2 separate regions of the Mus musculus genome follow, and region 2 is linked to region 1. The links are chromatin loops, found by intact Hi-C in ENCODE. Cell type or tissue: left cerebral cortex. All regions are shown on one strand. Each heading gives the region's core, and the rest is flanking DNA. Links, peaks and the distances in the headings are about the cores only.

Region 1 (8,338 bases), core at 277-8,276:
CAGGCTGGGCTAGCACTTAATTTTTTGTTTCAATTTCCTGAGTGCTGACCACATTGTTTGTTTGTTTGTTTGTTTGTTTGTTTTGGCTTTTTTAGATGCTGGGGAGGGGGTATCAGGGAGCTTCAGGGATGTCCACTGGGCCCCTCCTACTGATGAGGTCACACTGTTCAGACAGGTTGACAGGCTGAGCATACTTCATCCGTCAATTCTGCCCCTTCCAGTGATACATTTGAGAAGGGACACAGTGACCTTGGAGTGGCCTTTGAATCCATGGACACCACTAGGAAATTACCTGGCCAAAGATTCTATTTTGTGTATGTGAATGTGTGTGCACATGCGTGTAGGTCAGAGGTCAACTTTGGGTGTTTTCAGGTTTCATCTACTATGATTTTTGAGACAGGGTCACCCATGGGCCTAGATCTTGCCAAGTTAGCTAGGCTGCTGACCAGTGAGCACCAGGAATCTGCCTTTTTCTGCCTCCTGGCACTGGAATTACAGACATATGCCACCAAGCTGACTTTTTATATAGGTTCTGGGAATTGAACTCAGGTCCTTGTGCTTGCGTGACAAGGGCTGTACTGGCAGAGCCATCTCCTCAATCCCCAAGGTTCCACTTTTGATATGATACCCTTACATTCTCTTGGCTCAGAGCTCTTGTGGGCTCTGTGGGACCTTTGGTTCAGTGTCACCTTGGGCCCCATAACCCACAGCTCCAAGTACCCTGTATTCAGCTACAGAGGGGTAAGTTCCCAATCATGGAGTACCTTCTTGAGTAAGGCAGCTAGAAATGAAGCCAAGAGAGGGTCCTGGTGCCTGAGTGGTACCTGTGCCACCTCCTATGGGCCTGGCCTATGGACCTTGCTGATAACAGTCACTCAATGGTCGAGGGCACCTAGACTGAGGGCAGCACTTCTGGGGAAGGACAGCATGAGCGATGGTTGTCAGTGTCCTGGTACCTGGGAGCAAGTATGCTGCCTGGAAAAGTGGAACCCTAGGACCTCACCAGCCTGCCCTCTTTCCTTTCAGCTTAGAGCCTAGAGTTTTCTCTCTTTTCCTTTATTTCCCTTTAATTGGGAAGGGGGGAGGGTAACATGCCTGCACATACATGGTGTGTGCATAAACAGGCTGAGAGGGCATTAGGAAGAGAGTAACCCCTTCAAGAGGTGTCTTGAGGCAGTAGCCCGCCCCCCCCATTCTCCTCTTCTGTCCTCTTGAGTCATTAATCCACTTAAGACAAGGTTGGGGAGGGTGCAAGAACTTGAGGGGTGCAGTGGACACTGCATTGCTAAATCCTCATCTCACTCAGAACCTGATCTCCCAGCCACCTGGCTCTGTAATGGGGAGAGGTAAGAAAGGTGCTAAGACATTGCATCCTTGGGGCAGCTAGAAGATGAACCATTTCCAACAGATGCTAGCTTTGTAAAGAGAAGCAGGGGGAATCCTCCACTGGGACTCACTCCAGGGGAACTCCAGCAGGCTGCCTCAGGTGGTGTCTGCTGGATTCTCTGAACACTTGGTTAGATACACAGTTTCACTGTCTAGTCTCTGCTAGCTGATCTTTAGTACTTTCCTTTTTGCTTGCTACATATTTAATATTTAGACTTAATATTTACTCCTGCAAACCAGGAGCATGACTGTGGCAGATGATGCTGCAAACCGAGCAGAGCTATAAGCCAACTGGGGCAATGTGGTAAGATCCTGTCTTGATTTTTTAAAAAAGTAAAGATTGGGCTAGAGCCAGCCAGGCTATTCCAAATAAGCCCCTCCCAGACCCATTTCCTCTAGGCAAGCCCTGCCACCTTCCAAAGATTCTACCACCTCACTCATGGAGGGTGAAAAACCTCCAGTTCACCTAATCCTGCTATAGCTCAGTGTGTGAATGTGGGTGACATGGTGCCTTAAAAACCAACAGCTGCCTCCTGGAGTTGTTTGGAGGGGCCCTGGCCCATCTTAATCTAAGTTCATATTGATTACTGCTAGTCTGAGTCTTTGTCATGTCTTGCACAGCTTAGACCTGAAGGCCTGATGGGAGATGAGGGAATGAATGAAAGACGAACACATACAGAAAAGCTGTGATCAGTTGAAATTTGCTCCCTCTGATGGAGCCCCACCAACTGAGCAACGACCAGGAACCTTAGTGTGTTCATCAGGAAAAGGAGCAGTGTGGAGACTCTGGGGTAGGGGTAGGAGGTCTCTGCAGAGGGAGGTCTCTGCAGGGGGTCATCTCTGGTTATAGTCACAGCCGAGGAGGAAGCCGCAGTGGCTAGTGCTTGCACATACTGGTCAGTCGTTTGTAAACTCTTTCTTGCAACTTACTTGGACATAGGGAGGCTTCACCACGTCTCTGAGCCTGTGTGGGGAAGGAGTTGCCATTCCCATTGGTCTGAGGCTTTGGTCCTTGTCAATAGTACAAATTCCTCCAGGGCTTCCTCTGCTGCCACAGGTCTCCTTCAGGAATATCTCAACCCACTGGCGTTTTCTCTCCCTTGGTGGTCTAAGCCAGATCAGACCAGGTTAAAAGTAGATAAAGATAGGCTTATTAGGAGGCAGCTCTTGGGTGGGATCTCTGATCTCACAGGGAAGTCGTTTATCCAGGCAACGGGGTTTTATAGAGTCCAGGCGAGGAGTGATGATGTGCCAGTCAGGAGTTGGGGTTGTGTCCATACGTGGTCAAAAACTGAGCCCCTGTGTGGGCACTCATGGGTGGATTGCTGGGAACTCGGAAACACAATGATGATCGAATGTTAGCAAGTTTACTCTGTGCCGGCGAGGTTGGGCAAAGGGGGCATGTGTGTGTGCCAGGGGGTCTGGCAGGCATGTGGTTGGATTTGTGTGTTCACGTGTGTGTGTGACAGTGGGTCTGGTAGGTATATATGATTTCACGAGTGTCTGAGTACACCTGTGTTTCTGAATCCAGAATGTGCTGGAGAACAAACCTGATGGGAGCCACAGGGTTTTGGTGAGTGATTTTCCCCTGTTCTCTGTGGACCGAGTTTTGGAAGAGATGAGCCAAGTGTCTGAGGCTAGCTAGAAACTGTTGAAAACGCTACACTGGAGCCCAGGGACACCCCAACTCTGTTGAGGGGTGGCTAATTAGTTATTTCTCCAATTGCTGAGACCAAATACCTGACAAGCAGTCACTTAGGGGAGGAGGAGTTTACTTTGGCTCACTGTTTCAGGGGCAGAGTCCATCCCGGCAGGCAGGGATGGGAGCAGGAACAGGAGGTAGCGGAGCACATTGCACCTGCAGTAAGGAAGCAGAGAAACTGGCTAGAACAGGGGACCAATTTTCCAGTACCTCCCAAGACAGCATTACCAGCTGGGGACCAATTGTCCAATCCAATCAGAGGAGCCTCTGGAGGGCACCTTCCTTCCCACCACACAGGTGTCTTCCTATGTCAGGAAGAAAAGACTTACTTTATCTTTGTTGTGTATATGTGTGTGGGTGCCTACAGAACTTAGAAGAGGCTCTTGGATAGCCTAGAGCTAAAGCTATGGGGATTGTGAATTACCCAGTGTGGGTGCTGGAAACTGAACTCAGCTCCAGGGGAAGAGCAACAAGTGTTCTTAGCCGCTGAGTCATCTCTCCAGCCCACATTCTGACACTTTGGAGATGTGGTTTGTCGTTTATTTTTATGTCAGTTTCTATTGTGGGCATGTGGCTGGCACATCGTACTGCCATTTCTGTGAATAAATCCAAACTTCTTTCCAACACACCCCCACACCTCTGTGTCCTCTGATTGTATTTGTGGGAGGCAGAGGGATGTGAGGGTGGCAGCATTTGTGCATACTGTGTGCTACACTTCTCAGTTTTACAAAAAGCTTGCTTCAGAGTTTTGCTGGGGAGTGGGCTGGGGTTGGTACCATCACAGGGAGGGCCCTGCCCAGGCTGTAGGTGTGGCCTGGGCTGCTGATTCCCCAGGAGCAGCTGAGGTCTCAGTGTCAGGGGTTGACAACTGAGGGAGCCTGTCCTGTCCTCAGTTAGGCTTTCCATGCCCTCAGTCAACTCACTGGATCTCTCTGGGTCCTTTGCCCAGCAAGGAGGCAGGCATCCCATAAGCACAGACACGCATGGATGAAGGTAGCATTGCCATGCCACCTCTAGCTATAAATGTGCGTGTGAACTTTCACTTGTCCCATGTGTGAATAAGGAGTGCACACTGTCACTAGCACGACAAATTCCTTAGCCTTTCTGTGTTTCCATGGCACATCTACAAATACAGTGGTGGGGTTTTCTGAGCTCATTTGCATCTCCCAGCCTCCCTTGCAGTTAGGCTGAAGCCACCAGGCCAACTCAGGCTAAGACTTGGAAGCAGAGGGCATAGGAGACTTTGTGTGCATCCCCCAGTCAAATGCTTTCTATGCCCCCACTTAGGAGGTCAGCTCTGCTTGGGCTCTGGGTGAGACCTAGGCCTCCACAGGAGGTGCCCTGACAGTAGGGCCTCTGTGAGGGCAGCAGCAGGCAGAGCTGACCAACAGGCTAATTTGGCCTCTTATGTGGGATTTGTACTGGGGCCTGAAAGAGACCCAGTGGATGTGTTTGTGAAAATGCTTAGAGAGTACCCTTAGCAGTCTTTGTTCCCTCTCTCTCTCTCTCTCTCTCTCTCTCTCTCTCTCTCTCTCTCTCTCCTGTTTTCTCCCTTCCTTTTTTCCCTCCCTCCCTCTTCCCCTGCCTCCCCCCAACCCCCCCCCAAACCTTTTCCATCCTTTTTTCTTTGTTTGTGGTCCTAGGCCAGCTCCACCACTGGGATAGTCCAAGCCCTTTTGTGCTTGTTTATTGTGAGATAGGGTTGTCCAGGCTGGCCTTAAACTCACTCTGTAGGTCCAGCAGCCCTTGAACTTGTGTGATCCTCCTGCCTCAGCCTCCTGCGTAGCTGGGAGGGATTATAGGTTTGTGCTATGTGCCAGCTTGTGCTTATTTCTTGTCTCTTTTTGGGACAGGGTTTCTTTGTTTAGCCCTGACTATCCTGGAACTCATTATGTAGGCCAGGCTGGCCTTGAACTAGAAGGTCTGCCTGCCTCTGCCTCTCAAGTGCTGGAATTAAAGGCGTGCACTACCACAGCTTGGCACATTCTTATTTCTTAATGAGACAGTTCCTGGGGAGCCGAGTTTTCAGACCCTACTTGGTTAGGGTTGAGCCTCTCATGGATGGGTGATTTGCCATCCAGCAAAGAACAGTATCTACTGTATCAAGTGTGTGTGAGGGATGGAAGGGATGTATGTGCTTAAACCCTTAGGTGAAGGTGGTAGTAGAAGCAGGATAGGCTGCCCATCCCCCTCCCGAGGAGTCAGGGCAGGGGAGGGGCCCATGACAGTTTTGGTGGGGACATTCAGACAGACAAATAATCAATGACACAGGCACCTGAACTAACATCAGCACATATACAGGGGTCTGTCCATGGGGCAAACATCAGGAGCACTTGGTTCTCTCTACTTTGGGTGTTTTGAGGCCAGAGGCTTTCTGAAGGCAGTGCTGCTCTGAGGCTGCCCCAGTGGTTCCCAGCTCACTCCCTGCCAAGCCTGCAGTCTGTGCAGCAGAGTGACCAGGGCACTTCATCTGGGTTGTTTACAGTTTTACAGTGAGAATGTATTCACTGATCACTTGTGGGAGGCTGGAGAGATGGCTCAGCGGCTAAGAGCACTGACAGAGCACTCCGCTCCCACATGGTTGCTCACAACTGTTTATCCCTCCAGTCCCAGGAGAACTGATGTCCTCTTGGCTTCTGAAGACACCAGACACACGCATGATGCATAGACACACGTGCAGGCAAAACACCCATGTGCATATAAGAAAAATTTTAAATGCTTAAATAAAAGAAAAAAAGAATTCATTCAGCTGAGTCTTAAATCTCAGCTTAAGTCCCACTCAGAAGGCAGAGGCAGGAGGATCTCTGTGAGTTTGAGCCAGCCTAGTCTACACAGTGAATTCCAGGACAGTCAGAGTTATATAGTAAGATCCTGTCTCAAAACAAACAAACAAACAAATAATAATAATAACAATAATAATTCATTTATAATGTTAAAGGGATAATAGCTAGCAGGCAATGAGTCCTGTGTGGGCCCTATGGGTTGGAAGGCCTTTTTCTGCCATGATCACTTGGCCAAATTAGTTCAATGCTTGATATTCAACACTGGACATTTAGCAGTAAATCTTTACTGTTGGATGGATGGATGAAGGAATGGGCAGATGGGCAGCCAAGTGAACATATCCAAGGTGAACTGAATAGCACCAGTGTGGGCCAGATGGTCACCTTCTTGTATGAGCCACTGGATCTCTGTGATGCTGTCGCTCATGATACTAAGCCACCTTGCCTTGGCCTTGCAGAATGGCTTCAGAGGACCAGGACCCCATGTCTTCCTCATCTTTGGGGACGCGAACAGATTCCTGCACTTCCTGTTTCCAATCCTCTCATCACGTGCCAGGCTTTCCGACCTCAGAAAATCTTGTGTGTCTGTCCCCACAGGGTCTCCTAGGAGAGAATTGTAGGGAATAGGGAGAGATAGGGAGAGAGGCAAAGACACATTTTCTGGCCTTGAGAGTGATGGTGGCCATCACTGCTCCTTGTCCACCAGCTGTGGACCTGGAGGAGACAGGGCCTGATGAGGAGACACAGCACATCATAAACTCAGAGATGCCCTGGTCCACCAGCCCCTCCCCCACCACTGGACAGCACCTCCCCCATCCCCACCCAGTTTCCCCAGAGCCAGGGAGCCAGGAGGAGGATCCCACACCCAGGCCCTATTTGATACCTATAAGCTTGCTCAAGCTTCTGTAAATCACACAAAAACTGACAAGTTTTCCTATTAAAAGATAATTGTAATCAGGGCACCGGACGTGCAGCGTGGGGCTGATTGGAGATAGACAGACAGCGCGGAAAGATGGATCGTTTTAATTTGCACCAATTAAATTGAAGTTCATGGGTTCATCTTCTTCAATCTTCATGAATACTTTATTTTCTGGCTGCTACTGAGCTATTAAAAAGAATGATTGAGGCACGCGGCAGGCCGGGTCTATTTTATGAAATATCACCTTTAAAGAATTTGAGTACGCCATTTTCATAATGAGTTTTCTAGTACCTAATCCTCTCCTCTATTACTACATTTAAGAAGTGGATTGATCTGGGAAGTGCCGAGGGTGCAGGTAATGATACATTTTGCCAGGCGCGGGCGGTGTAATGGATCATGGTTTGGCCACGAGGATAATAGATGGGTGCCCAGAGGAGGTGTGAAGGCCTGGGGTGGGGTACTCCAACTTGGACGAGGCTGCGGTCAGGCCAGGGATGGTTAGGTGACCCTTGGGCTGGCAAGGAGGGCGTAGAGTTCAGAGGAGGAGTGGGCAGGCATGGGGAGAAGGAAGGGAGATGGGGAATGGCTCTGGGGTTTGGGAGGGTCTGCAGCTCAGATGCTGGGAGAGGCTGGTATAACCTGGGCCACATCTCGCCAGCATCTGATGATGAAAGGGTTCAGGGTGGGACTCCTGGGGGTCCCTGATGCAGTTTCCATGTAGAAGATAGGGCAGACTTGACCATAGCAACTTACTTTTGACCCTTGAACCTTTCCTGGAGCCTTGTCTCCCAGCCCACAGTGGTCTTTGGGCTTAGAGACAAAGACATATCAAACATCAGGTGGGCAAGTATGGGCCAAGGGCTCCTGCCAATAAGGCATCCTAGACTCCTTCTTGTGGGCTCACAGAGATGTGCAGAGGTGAGGCCTAACATGTTACCTAACAGTCCAGGCCCGAGGCACTCAACCCAGAGTCATGGACCCTTGTCTCAGGCAATGGCCAGAAGGACTGCTAGGCCCAGCCCTTGGAAGGTCCCACATGGATGACATCCTGAGGCTCCTGACCAAGGTTCTGGGTAAAGCAGGGCTCTATAGATGTGTGTAAGGGGTGTAAGCAGGAAGATACCTGCCTTGCCTGGGCTGGGTATCTACTCTACCACTTAGATGGGCTTTCTCTCTTAGGCATCAACGGCAGCAGCCGTCATAATTAACCCTGCTAATTAATCAGGGCAGGACGGATTAATTGAGATCACAGGAGACCAGGAGAGCAGGTGCGGTTCCAGAGCTGACGGGATAACGAGCTCTCAGAACACCCAGGAGGCCTGGCCCTGCTCTCTGGGAGCCAGGAGAGCCAGGCTGGCTCAGTGAGGCACCGAGCCAGGCAGAGTCTGCAGGGACCCCACCCCTATGAGGTGCTGGGTGGCCAGTTTCAACCATTGTTGGTGACCAGTGGCCCACCTAGTGATCCCACTGTGCCACAGGTAGAGCCTCAGGGCCTGACAGACAAGGTAAGCTTATGCCCCCCCCCAGCACCAGACCTCCACTCTCATCTAC
Region 2 (8,338 bases), core at 175-8,174, 76 kb before region 1:
TGGAAGGAATATTTGCATATTCTTCTCTTTTTCTCTAAGTAAGTTACTGGTTGGTTGGCTGTATACTGATCTCATTCCAGCTGGCTTATACAAGATCTTTTAATGTTAACTTTTATCCTCAGATAAGAATTTGTAGATTTCATAAGCATTCAATGAATATGAAAATCTTTAACATTAGAGTAAGGTCATATGAGGTGATCAAAGCATTTAGAAACTGAATAGTGGAAATCAGACTTTAGGGCAACTACTGTTTGTAATGGGGTCTCACTGTGCTCTTGAGGCTGGGCTCAAATTCTTGGGTTCAGTGAATCGTCTGTTTCAATTTGGAAATAACTAGGACTATAAGCATGCAAATCACACCTGACGGGCATCTACCTTTAAGAGAGAGTTAGTTCATCAAAAGGAGGTTTTAGAGTTGTAGGAACTGTTGCCAACACTAATCTTACTAGACTGATTCAGTTTTTAGAATTGATCACCAAACTGTTTAAAATTTTTTCTTTAAAATGTTTGTCCTCTATCTGATCTTACAGTTTTATATTCAATTATATGAATTTAAAGGAACAGAATGATTTTCAACTGAAAAAAGTGCCATCAAAAAATTTGCAAGAACTACTGAAAACTTTAGATTTGCATATAAATCAAATATATTTGGCTGTCAAGGAGACAGTTTACCAACTAAAAAATATTACCAGAACATTATCTAGAATCTAAATATTTTAAATCCTAGGTTATCAGTTGGTTTCTGTTTTCTAAAGAGAAAGGAGTAAATGATGAGGAAAAGAACTTATAAGGAGGATTGATTAAAATATTTTATCAGATGAAACTTTTCATGATTATATAAAATGCATCAACATAGTGTATATTTTAAAACACAGAAATTCATCCTACTTTTTAGTGGATAGATTGAAAGAAATAGGAGGTTCTGCTAATATTCTCATCAGAAAGTTCAAAAAAATCCAAACTCCTTTTCCTAAATATTCTAGTTAATCAAGGTAAATTTGCATTTATATTACAAATATTTACTAGCAAGTTTTTAACTGATAATTCCACCTGGCAAACTAAAGTGATGAAAAGTGTCTCTATGTGTGATGTTGTCTTGGATGCAGGGAGGCGCGTGGACATCTGCGGGGTGAGTGCAGTGTGAGCATCAGGACCAGCATCTGTTTGGGTGAACTTTCCTAACAGCTCTGCAGTCATTTGGGCACCCACTCTGTTATACACTTTTATGAAAGTACACCTTTTTAAAGAGTAGATGATGAGGCACTGCTGTGCTTTCCTCTGAAGCCAGTACAGATGATGCCGAAAATGAGGCTGTAATTTACTTTCGGTGGTGTAGGGAAAAAAATATCACTTTGTCTAAAGTGTATGCATCTTTCTTAAGGGTGTACCCAGATTTTAATTATCTAAATGTAAATACTTAACGAATTTTACTTAGAGTAATGAGCTAAAGTGCACACACATAAATGAGATGTTCTAATTAATCATGTATGAACTACTGGCTTAAAGAAAAGCTCTGAGTTCTCTGAGTGCTGGGCTAATGCCAAATTGCTCATCAGCATTTTCATTCATAGTTGGCTTCGTTTAATAAGTTGTGAGACGTTCAGCAAATGTTTTCGGAAATTATGAGTTTTTAAATGCAATTTTTTTTCTTTTAACCTTTTTCTCTTTCTTTCCTGGGAGTCTCTGGATGCCTATTAGGAACCACAAAGAAAATATTCATCCTGGAGAGGGTAAAATTTAGACAAGAACAAAGAGAGCTAATATTTCAAGGATCATTTTCATAATGTCTTGAATTACTTACAGTGACATAAACCCTGCAACCATAATGTATAAGCAGGTTTATAGAAATCTGCAGAGTATGGTGAGAACCCTAGAACCCCGTTTATACTCCAGCCACATTGTTTCTCAGTGTGCATTTGCAGGACTTAGACTTTTAAAACTTCTGAAGACCCCCACCCCCTGGAAGCTTTTGGTTGGTAGATTCTATCAACATTTATTATAATAGGAAAACTCAAGTCTTCATTCATCATTTAAAAAATTAACAGCAAGTATTACACGTTAGCCAGATTTTTAAATTTTTACTTTTTTTTTTAAAAACCTTCAGCTGGGTGTGGTGACAACCTATATCTTTAATCCCAATATTTCAAAGGAAGAGGCATGTGGATTTCTGTGTGTTTGAGGCCAGCCTGGTTTAGGAAGTTCCAGGTATGCCAGGGTGAGATAGTGAAACCCTGACTAAAAAAAAAAAAAAAAAAAAAAAAAGCCAACAACAACAAAAACCCCTTCAAACATTTCTGAGAAGAACATTGCTTCTACCTTTTACAGACACTAATCCTAGGCATGGGTGAGGTGAGCTTTATTCATGCATTCACTCCCCTAATCAATCAGTTGTCATACAGTTGAAGTTTAGAAGGGATTTCTGGGCTTACACATTGGAAGAGAGGAGAGATAGCCAGACATCAGTGGCCTTTTCAGAAAATTGTGGATATCCTCTTCCATCCACCCAAACACGACAGGGGGTAATCTGAAACTGTATGAATGAGCACGTGCTCTGTTCCGTGGGAACCCATTAATCTATTTGTAGTTTGAATAGATTTTCTCCCTATGCATGCTTTTGTAGTATAGTGCATTGATGCATTGATTATTTTAGAAGTATTAGCTCACTGTATTGGGATATCTTGTGTGTATAATACACATCAGTATTATACACTATGAAAATAGACACACACACACACACACACACCCATGTCAACACTGTCAGTCCCCAGGGAAACTGTCAGGGTCACAGGTTTTCAGAAATCGAAATTTTCATTTGAAAACTAACATTTTATCATTGGTTCAAATTCTATAAGCTGTTTAGTTCTACGTGATGGATTGCCTGACTGACTTGATTCATTTTTGAGAAAACAGACAAATGTCCAACTCTAAATAATAATAATTTATCTGTTTTCTTATAAAAAATAGCATTCTGGGATAAAGTGAGCAAACTGATTTTAACCATACAATGGGTTTTCTTGAGTTAGTCACTCTTTGGTACGCAGAAGTGTGTTCTGCATATTTGCCCTTTGTCATGTGGGATAGTAGATGCTTGAAGGCTAAGATGTAATAAGATGGACTATCTGTAATTTTCACCAAGAATGTTCCAGAACAAGAATGGCCTATGTGTTTATGTGACAGTGTGGTTGTGATATTTCTTTGTTGTCTGTCTGATAAGTCAAGGATTACCAAGCTCATCGTTCCACAAAATGGTCTAACTCTGTGCATCCCCATGCAATAGTCAGGAGCCATTAGCCACAGGTAGCTAGTGAAGTATGTTAAGTTAGGCTGGTCCAAGTTGGGATTGAAAGTGTACAGAAAAGGATATGAAGTACCTCAATGACAGTTTTAAAGCATTGGTATTGAAATGTTATTCATGAGTTGTTTGAATAAGATATATCATTAAAGTTAGTTTTACCCTGTTTTTTAAATGTTGGCTTGTGAAGAATAAAACCCCTTGTGACTCACTCTATGTTTTATTGGGAAGCACTGTTCCCAAGATACGAAGTCTTGCGGCCAATTATGAGTAAAGTTAGAAAGGCTGTCCTTAGGGATTTAGTGTGCACATATGTCGGCATAGAAACACCCAGGAGCCCTGCAAAAATATATTTCACAGCTTCAGTTAGCTCATCACTTTCCAAACATACTGTACCTTTGGACCATCTGTTAACATTCTATGGAACTATAGAATTCGCTAATCCTGTGAGAAATAGTTCAACATTTTTTCATTTTACTTATGAGAAAACTAGAGGCTGAGGTTGTCATATTATACGATTTAGAAACATTATAAGCATTCCCTTAGGGAACGTACAGGAGAAAATATATACATGTCTTTCTTGACCACATGGCCACTTGCTTTCTGCTTGGTGTAAATCCAAGTTGATGATGTAGCCGGTAAATCTTAATTTACTTTTTAAAATTTGTTTTTCTTAAAGATAGAAAGACTCTTTTGTTTATTTTTTATTCCTTTCTGAGTCAGTGCCTCTCTTTGTAACCCAAGCTAGCCTGGAATTCACTTTGTAGACCAGGCTACTTCAAACTCAGGGAGATTTGCCTCATCTGAATGCTGAAATTAAAGGCATGCACTACCATGCCCAGCCTAAGAACTGTATTTAATCTACAGAAATCCTTAATATTTTACTGTTTATTAGAAATTACTGAATGTTAGGACAATAACTACTGGCCTTTTAAATTTTATAGACTATTTTAGATTCTAAAAAGGAAACAAACCAGAAATACACAACTCAGAAATACACAACTGCACACAGTTTCAGGAGAGACTAACTTCCTAAGTTATCCTCTCCCAGGGCTGCAAGTCAGATGCCTTTGATTATGGGTTCAGGGTGCTGGTTTTATAGATGTTAACCAGTCTTACCCTCACTCTTGACTTGTGGTACAAAAGCCTATCAGCCTGTAGGTGTTTATTGGCTGTCTGCAGTGTGTCCTGTACAATCTACTCTGAAGAACCCTGTAACTCAGTCACTACTCACAAAAAACAATTTCTCACCATTTAAAACATTTGGGAAGTGCTGCAAATGAGTGGTGAGCAAGACTTACTATTCTGGCCTGGCGTGGTGGCGCACGCCTTTAATCCCAGCACTTGGGAGGCAGAGGAAGGCGAATTGCTGAGTTCAAGGCCAGCCTGGTCTACAGAGTGAGTTCCAGGACAGCCAGGGCTACACAAGAAACCCTGTCTTGGGAAAACAAACAAACAAACAAAGACTTAGTATTCTTCTTAGAGTCTGTGTAGGAAAGTTTGACTAAGTTCAGTGAGCAGTTAAGAAACATTGCTCTCATCAGCAGTGTTGAGGGAGGTGAACGTTATCAAAGCTTCAGAATGTGATTTCCTACAGTCTTGAGATGCCGGGTGCTCTTTATTCAGAGTGCAGACTGCTGTTTATTCACGGAGGAAGTACTGGATTCAGTGCAGACCCTCTTACACAATGCTGGGCATGGAAATTCAGTAGGGCAACTGAAGGAGATGGTCTCTGGGGGTTGCTAGCTAAGACGTTTCAGACTCAGCTTGGATTCTTGGTTTCCTCTACCTCTCCCTTGAAGAACTGATTTGTTTTCTGGGGGCCTGCACGATAAATAACCAAACTGATGTTATTAGAATGGTTGCTTTAAAAAGATGTGTGCTTACTCAGGCCAGAATCCCTGTGCTAGTGGATTTACCAAACAAAACAAAACAGGAATCCCTTCTTTCTCCTCTTGCCCCTCTGAATTCAACCTGTTATATCACTAGGATACTATGCTTGTGATCTCACCTGTTTTTATCTGTAAACACCCTTTGCCCTTCCACCACAAAGCTTCTGGATGGTACTACTCCTTCTTTGGAATTAGCAGAACACTTCTTACCCATCCTTCTATTGGCCTTTACACTGGTTTATGTGGTAAATAATATTGCATCTGATCTCTGAAGGCCAGCTCTTGCTCATTTCTGTGTTCTTGGTATCTCTGGAAAGGTTGTAACTTCATGATCCTGCAGTAGCACAACACCCTGGAGAAAATAGAAGACATTTAGTATTAGCCATGAGCATGCACTTGATAGGAGATAGCCTCCAGTGCATTCCAGTGGGAAACATCTGTAAGTGGAGCAGGGCCAGGTGAGAAGGGAATTCAGAGTCTGGTCCCTTGCATGTCTGGCCACTCAGTTTCAGAAATCTTGCAGTTTTAACCATACCACCAGTACCTCCTCGGCTTCTTGCTTCACACTCTCCCTACCCACTGCATAGTGGTGCTGGCCATTGCAAGTGAAGTGGAAATTCAGATGGGTGAATGTCTGGGTGTGATAATACAAAGTTTCAGTTTCCTAAGGGGTAATTTTTTTTCCCGTTTATAGGCATGTAATGAATTCACAACACATGTGATGAACCTTCTCCGAGAACAGAGTAGAACGCGTCCCATTTCCCCGAAAGAGATCGAAAGGATGGTGGGCATCATCCATCGGAAATTTAGTTCCATTCAGATGCAGCTCAAGCAAAGCACGTGTGAAGCAGTTATGATTTTGAGATCAAGGTTCCTTGATGCCAGGTATGTGAAGCCACGAATCGTCTGCATGGTTTTTCCCCTTCACTCCGCATAGGTTGTTTCCAGAGAAACTGGCTGGCCAGTCTTAGAGCCTTCATTACTTTAGTTATATGACCGCCTTTTTGTGAATAGATGGGTGATCCACCTTTTGCTACCCATGCGTCAGAGCAGCCTTTTCTTGTCCTGGAGGATGTCAGGTCCTCTGGAGCTGGAGTTTTGGAAGATTGTGAGTCTGATGGATGCTGGGAACTGAACCTGTGTCCTCTGAGCCAGCAGCAAGTGTGCAAGTGCTGTTACCTGCTGAGCCATTTCTCCAGCCCCATCCACCACAGGTTTTGCTTGTTTGATTTAATATTTTTGCTTTTTTGAGAATTTCATACAAAGTATTCTGGTCACATGAATGACTTCTGATACTTTTAATAGCTGGCATCAGAGTTTAGGAGGTGGCATACAGAAGCAATGGTTAATTTGTTTTATCAAATTTGAGCTAATAAAAAAGAATAAGAAAGATATTTAGAATGCACATCAGCCGGGACTCTGTGCTAACACATTCTGTTCTTCCCTGTGACTGCTTTGCTGTCATTGTCTGCAAGCATGTTTAGTTTTTATATAACTGCATTTCTACTGGAAGGATAGCTAGGTAGCTGCCAACTGAGTGACTGAAAATGAGTGGGTTAGTGCTGCTAAGGCTTTAGGACTAACTACATCCTTTCCATTCTGACACCAAGGCAGTGTTGGTTTTGTTTTGTTGATGGTGGATTTTTTTTTTTTGTTTTTGTTTTGTTTTGTTTTTTTATGAAACTAATAGCAGTTTGTTTTAAATGATTTTTTTAAAGATTATTTTTATTTTTTCATTTGGGGTATTTTGCCTGCATGTCTTTCTGTGTACCAATGTGTGAAAGAGCTCATGACAGTCAGAAGAAGGCAATCAGGTCCTCTGGACTGTTGGGGACTGTTGTGAGCCACCATGTGGGTGCTGGGAACTGGCAACCAAGTGTTTTGCTCTCAACTACTAAGCCATCTCTCCAGCCCCTCTAAGAATTGAACATTTACTCTGCTTATGTCTACTGTCTGAAAACACCTGAGACAGTGATAGTCTAGAGACACAGCTCTGCCTGATTGATCACATTACCATAAAACACTAGTCTCTGTCAGGCTAAGTGAGAAAGTGTGCTAGTGTCCCCGTGTGGAGTGAGGTAACAGATCAGATGTGGTAGTTAATTGTCTATGGTGACCTAAGGAATGACACTGAAGAGCTGTCAAGGACTTAGTACAGACTGATTGTGAAGATGCCTCTGGGGCATTTCTCAAGCCAGAGGTCAGTCCAGCTTTGGAAAAGAATTTCTCTTTTTATCTTGTTTTCTTCTCTTCTTAGATTCTGACAGAAGCCATCATTTTTATGTAGATCCCAGAATATTAACACAAATATATGAGCTATATATATTGTTGTTTCAGCTAGAAAACTAAGGGTATGTCACACCTGCGTAAGATTCAAGCAGGAGACCTTTCCACCTAATTTTAAACTATTTCCTAAATAAGCAAAATTTTGGAGCCCCTGGCCCTGCTGAACTAGTCTCCAAGAATCTTAATCTTTTTGGGAGGTATCTTTTGTACTAGCTTTTTGCTTTCCTCTCTTGGACTAGTGGTTCCCATCCATCCTTTTGTACATAAGCTAACACGACCCTTGTGCAGACCTGTCTGTCCACCGGCTCAGTCCCCACAGCTCATTTTTATCATCTTGCCCTTAGTACCACTGTTGTGTTCTGATGCTTTGCTTAAAACTATGGTAGCCTGTTGGTTTTCGGGGTGCGGTACACTCATTTCCCTGGAGTTTAAGGCTCAATGACTATGGCCTGTTCTTTGTTGTTGTGAAGATCTTCAGTGTTGGATTTTCTGGTTTGTTTGTTTGGTTTGGTTTTTCACAGGGTTTCTCTGTGTAGCCCTGGCTGTCCTGAAACTCACTCTGTAGACCAGGCTGGCCTTGAACTCAGAAATCCGCCTGTCTCTGCCTCCCAAGTGCTGGGATTAAAGGCGTGTGCCACCACCACCCGGCGGATTTTCTGTTTTGTACTGAGGATGGAACACAGGGCCTTATACATGACAGGCAAGCTTTGTTCCAGTGAGCTACATGCTCAGCCTCTTAAAAAGTGGTTATGTTGAAATATAATCTTCATTGCTTTAGACTCCAGAGGCATTGGGATTACAGGCAAATGTCACCACACTTGACAGATTTAAGGTTTACTATTATTTCTAGTTTTAAAATACCAAGATC

The links. Peaks named below come from ENCODE experiments on the same cell type or tissue, not always from the same donor. Only the 100,000 strongest peaks of a DNase experiment are listed, where the experiment ranks them.
Region 2: it touches region 1 in a loop (10-fold over the local background); 2 of 42 quality-filtered maps call a loop at or near these places.

The regions. Positions count from the first base shown.
Region 1 is chr2:34,135,256-34,143,593 of GRCm38, reverse strand. No RefSeq gene overlaps it. Among named protein-coding and RNA genes, the nearest start is that of C230014O12Rik, 32 kb to the right of the region's middle. In left cerebral cortex, for the core only: no CTCF peak of the experiment used is centred there; DNase peaks (open chromatin) are centred at 1,503 and 3,641.
Region 2 is chr2:34,210,983-34,219,320 of GRCm38, reverse strand. Pbx3 (pre B cell leukemia homeobox 3) reads left to right here. Exons shown (of 9, transcript NM_016768.2): 4 at 5,879-6,069. Among named protein-coding and RNA genes, the nearest start is that of C230014O12Rik, 110 kb to the right of the region's middle. In left cerebral cortex, for the core only: no CTCF peak of the experiment used is centred there; DNase peaks (open chromatin) are centred at 1,524, 3,602 and 6,705.